2 separate regions of the Homo sapiens genome follow, and region 1 is linked to region 2. Evidence: read pairs that join two places in POLR2A ChIA-PET (ENCODE). Cell type or tissue: GM12878. All regions are shown on one strand. Each heading gives the region's core, and the rest is flanking DNA. Links, peaks and the distances in the headings are about the cores only.

What was found. Peaks named below come from ENCODE experiments on the same cell type or tissue, not always from the same donor. Only the 100,000 strongest peaks of a DNase experiment are listed, where the experiment ranks them.
Region 1: POLR2A ChIA-PET joins it to region 2 with 5 read pairs; 2 of 35 experiments call an interaction of 5 or more read pairs at or near these places.

Annotation. Positions count from the first base shown.
Region 1 is chr6:156,821,162-156,823,974 of GRCh38, forward strand. The region is part of intron 1 of ARID1B (AT-rich interaction domain 1B); the gene reads left to right. Among named protein-coding and RNA genes, the nearest start is that of MIR4466, 43 kb to the left of the region's middle. RefSeq lists a silencer at 721-790. In GM12878, for the core only: no CTCF peak of the experiment used is centred there; no DNase peak of the experiment used is centred there; H3K27ac peaks cover 289 bases.
Region 2 is chr6:156,715,343-156,718,155 of GRCh38, forward strand. No RefSeq gene overlaps it. Among named protein-coding and RNA genes, the nearest start is that of ARID1B, 61 kb to the right of the region's middle. In GM12878, for the core only: no CTCF peak of the experiment used is centred there; no DNase peak of the experiment used is centred there.

The DNA.
Region 1 (2,813 bases), core at 281-2,780, 110 kb after region 2:
CAAACAAGCGGAGATAAAGACCAACTTCTTCTACTAGGGTCAACTCCCCAAGTGTCTGATAGGAGATGGGGAGGTGGGGTTTAGTCAGCTGTTGGTGGGGATGGGGCTGCCAAGAGCGCAGAGCTCTTAGACTGTGTTGTCAGCAGTGCAGGTTCTAGAAAAAGGAAGCAAGAACTGCTCCCCCACTCCCCCCACAATACCTTTTGTGTTGAGGGGGCTGAGAATGGGTATATGTCACGCAGAAAAGAGAAATAGCTTACAGCGATCTTCAAATATTCTGCCAAAGGACCAAAGTAATACCAATGGGTATAAATGACAGGGAGCAGACTTTTGTTACATAGGAGGAAGAAATTCATAACATTCATTGTAGATGCTTTGAAAGGATTTGTATGTACATCACTTACGGACCCGTCAGGCTCTCTGCAGTTCTAAGGTTCTGAGTTTCATTGCTGAATCTTTGAATCTTTGGTCAGGCTGTCTTAAGAATTGTGATAACGTGAGAATATATTAAAGTGCTTTGGAAATGCATGGCATATGTTGTTATTATTTGATAATGTAAGTCTGGGATCTTTGGATGGGTTTCTAGATTAGATTCCATGAACTCCTCTGACACTGTATGCTAAATTGAGGGTTCCATGGTTCCACAAATACATATGTTCTCTGCACCTTGCTTAAGAAAACCAAAACCAAGACCAAAAACACAGGCAGTGGTCATCTTTCTCAGTCAGTTAGGAGTGTTTTGAGGTCTCTCCCCCAACATTGCTAATGATGTCATGGTTAGAGGGCACCGATAATTTCATGGTTCTTAGAGTTAGTAACAAAACAACCTTTTCTGCCTTGTCTAATATCTTTTTTTTTTTTCAGTAGAGAAGGGGTTTCACCATGTTGGCCAGGCTGATCTTGAACTCCTGACCTCAAGTGATCTGCCCGCCTCAGCCTCCCAAAGTGCTGAGATTACAGGTGTGAGCTACCATGTGTGGCCAGTCTTGTCTAATATCTTAGAATCCCATTTCTTGATCCTTTCTGTACCATTGGAAAATGTGACAAATATTCCTGTATTGACAAAAGAAGAACTTCTGTGTGTTGATACCCACATTCGAAGTTCCAACGTGTTAGTTCAAGTCTTAATAAGCAGGCAGTGTTTTGTTGTGAGTTGAAGTAAAACACATAGTGGTTTTAAATGCAGGGTTGCATGTTATCCTCCTTCAGTCTGATGATCGTGTATAGACACACCAGACCAGAGATGGGACTGTGGACCCGAGTTGGGAGACTTGACTCTGGTCTGAGCTCTGCTACCGTGAGCCTCCTTTGTGTCATTGGGCATGAGAGAATCTCTTTGGCGATTACATTCTGCAGTAGTGGTGGCAGTGGTAGCTGAGATTCTTGGTTCTTTCTGGCTTAGAGAGGAGTAGGCACTTGTTATGAAACAAGGGAAGAGTCTTTAGTGCCCACTTTTACTTTTGCCGTAAACGGGTTTTTATGCCGTTAGGAGAAGAACCTGACCAGAGTATGCATTCAGTATTATCATTGTCTTTACTTGTGTCTTCTGCAGGTGTGTACAGCAGCTCTGAAGTGTGTCCCACAGTGGCTTCTGGGTGGTGCCACTGGCATGTGGTGGGGAACCTCTGTGGTGAGGTGGAGTGGGCGCCCACTGCCCACTGTTCTGTGTGTGCCGTGACCAGGCGGGTGTGCGAGGGAGGAAGACAGGCTAGACGGCCGTGTTGCATCCACCTCCTGTTCTCCCTTTACAGAGAGCCAGAGTACTGTTTGTAATATGCTCAGGGAAAAACAGAGGCATTTTGAGCTATATTTAGACACCATCACAGAAAAGTAAACACAGATTGCTTCCCGATATGACAGCAACTATCTACAGGCCACTGTGGCTGACCCCGATCCTTATCGAGCTTGTTTCACATGGCTGTGATCTGTGTGCATCAGTATTGAAGAAATGGCACGTTACCTGACATGTCTTCTCTATGCCCGTGTGTAGTCCGCTGTGTTGGTGTGTTACGGCCGGGCCATGGATTCTTTACTTTTGCACAGTTGGGCTGTTCCATTTTTTCTCAATGAGTAGGTGGGCCCTGGGCTCCAGGTGCTGCCATAGCCCCTGTGACCTCTGAGAGCCTTTATAGCGCTGATGAATTTAATGTTCATAATAATTGCAAGGTGGGTTTTATTTCTCCTTTAGTGAATGAGAAAACTAAGAAATAAGGTCACAGTGTACTCGAGGTCCCTGGTGGGACAGGGCTGTGAATCCATTCTGAATCCAGAGCCCCTACTTCCTTGCTGGGCAGTGCCATTCGGTACACAGCTGCAGACGTGAATAAACACCCCCTGCCCTGTTTGAGCGAGAGAAATAGAACAGATTTCAAAAGTTTTCTTTAGTTACTGGTAAGAGAATGTTGTTTCCCGAACAATGGTTCAAAAGAGGGAAGAGTTTTCTATCAGCTCTTGTTTAATCCACATGTGTAGAAATGATTTTAGATCAACAAGATTCGATAGTTCTTTCGGTGGGTTTTCTTTGTTGTTTTTTTTTTTTTTTTTGTGAAGTGTTTTTCCAATTTGCGGTTGAAGGAATTGGGCTGAAAAAAGTAGTAAAATATGATATGCATAAAGATGTATCTAATAAACTGTGTTCTTAATTTGATATTTAGGAGCAAATACAATTAGATATCTTTTACTATAAATGCATGTGTAGGGATACTCTGAAAGCCTGATAACAGAGTATCTAAATATAAAAAGGATAAAGTATATTTAAAGTATACTAAAAGTATATAAGCAAGTTGTCCTTTAACTTGGATCATCTTGAAAAG
Region 2 (2,813 bases), core at 183-2,682:
TTATTTGTGATGCCAAGCCATTGAGTAACCAGAGGTTACAGTAAGAATTCGTCATGCCAGTTTCCATCTTAAAAAGAAAAGCCTTCAAGACAAGCAAACCATTTTTTTTAATGGGTAAAAGAAATGAACAGGCATTTCATATAAGAGGGAAAAGAGAATAGTCTCATAAGTTCAACCTCATAAATAATCAGGAAAGTGCAAATTAAAGCCACAATGAGACACCATTTCACACCCCATCAGATTAGCAAAAATTTGTAGTCTGACAATACCAAGTGTTGATGAGGATGTAAAACTACAGAAACTCTCATACAAATTGGTATGGGGGGAGGTGTCTAAATGGGCAAAGCTTGTTGGAAAGAAATGTGTATTACCTAGCAAAGGTGGTGCACACACCCCTTATCCCAGGTATTCTGTTTCTGGGAGACATGTACACACACATACACACACACACACACACTGGACTGTATGTTAGGGTTAGGTGATATTAGTGTTAATTTTATTGTGTGACAATTCTGAAGTATTTAGGAGTGAAATGTCAAGATGTCTACAACTTTTAAATGGTTCAGCAAAAAACAAACAAAAACGTGGAGAGAGACAAGGAGAAAGAGAGAGAAACAGAGAAAGCAAATGTGATAAAATGTCTTTAAAAGGGAGTGGCAGGCTCTGAGGGCAGAGTCTGCAAGTTTGAATCATGGCTGTGCCAATTATTGATTGTAATCTGGGTAATTTATTGAAGCTCTCTCTACCTCGGCTTAGTCATCTATAGAATAGGAGTAATAGTGGTATATACTTGACAGAGATGTCGCATTAAATAATTCATGTGAAGTACTCCAAGCAGTTGCTGCTTTCTCATAAGCCTTCGATAAATGTTAGTTATTACTTCCGTTAGTTCCATTCTGCAGATGATGTAAATTGAGACTCAAAAAAAGTGAAGTACAGGCCGGGCGCGGTGGCTCACGCCTATAATCCCAGCACTCTGGGAGGCCGAGGCGGGCAGATTGCCTGAGCTCGGGAGTTCAGGACCAGCTTGGGCAACACGGTGAAACCCCGTCTCTACTAAAATACAAAAAATTAGCAGGGCTTGGTGGCGGGCGCCCGTAGTCCCAGCTACTCGGGAGGCTGAGGCAGGAGAATGGCGTGAACCCGGGAGGCGGAGCTTGCAGTGAGCCGAGATTGCGCCACTGCACGGACAGGGCGAGACTGGTCTCAAAAAAAAAAAAAGAAAGAAAGAAAATTAGCTGGGTGTGGCGGCATGCGCCTGTAATCCCAGCTACTCGGTAGGCTGAGGCAGGAGAATCGCTTGAACCTGGGAGGCAAAGATTGCAATGAGCTGAGATCGCGCCACTGCATTCCACCCTGGGCAACAGAGCAAGATTCTGTCTCAAAAAAAAAAAAAAAAAGCTTTGGTTGAACTTCATCACAGCACTTTGTATAGGAGTGAGAAATTACTACCTAGATATTTAATAGGTGAATAGTAATAAACCAAAGAAATATTCTTACACAGAACTCATTTGCAGCCATTAAAATTGTATTTTTAAATGAATATTTAGTGACACAATGAAATGTTCACTATATTATTATACATTAATGTTATATTAAATTTAAAAATATAGGATCCCCAAACATTAATAATTATAAATATATACATAACACAGAGCTACAGATGCACACATATATACATGTGTTTCTGTGTATATATTATATATGAATGTATACATATGACATATAATGTATTTATGTGTACATATATGATATGCTGCATTTATATCTACATATATAGAGACATATAAGGTATACTGGATTCTGTAGGGGGGGGGGCACAGAAAAACCTGGAAGTTTATATACCAAAAAGATTTTGAAGTAGTTAGAAGTGGGTTTCTCTGAATGTAGAGATGGGGAGTGACTTTTCCTTTTTTTTCTCATCTAATCTGTATTTCTTATGTTTCTACAGTGAAAATGTAAAACTAGTGACTGTGGAGAACAATTTGGCAGTATCTAATAAAGTTGTAGATTGTATACTTAAAATCCTGAAACATTTCCACTCCTGGATGAAAGTCTTTACACATGCACAATGCAACACATACAAGAAGGTTCACAGCAACACGGTTTATAATAGAGAAAAAGTGGAAACAAGGCCAGGCGCAGTGGCTCATGCCTATAATCCCAACATTCAGGAGGCCAAGGCCAGAGGATTGCCTAAGCCCAGGAGTTTGAGACCAGCCTGGACAACATATGAGACCTCCTCCCTAAGAAACATAAAAAATAATTAGCCTAGTGTAATGGCACACACCTGTGGTCCCAGCTGCTTGGGAGGCTGAGGTAGGAGAATAACTTGAGCCCTGGAGGTTGGGGCTGCAATGAGTCAAGATCATGCCACTGCACTCCAGCTTGGATGACAGTGCAAGACCCTGTCCGGAAAAAAAAAAAAGATGTAAACAACTTATATCCATCAACAGAAGCATGGCCATTCTAGACAAAGGACGCTTCGGCAGCAGAGCTGCTGTCATCAATGTGTATATATCAGAAAAATATTGTGATATAGCTGGAGCGATACAGCTGCCAACTGTAGAAATGTAAGTGCAGTATGATATCGTTCATATAAAAATTGTTTGAAATGCAAACTAACACTTTATGGTGTACTGTGTATGTGTATACGCCTGTGCATATGTAGTAAACCTTTTAATGCCTGGGAACGATAAACACCCAGTGTAAGGTAATATTTATCTCTGGAATTTGAAGAAGGAAAATGAGATTAGGAAGGAGGAAACGTCAGTGGTGGGGGCTTCGATTACATCTGTAAAGCCTTATCTCTT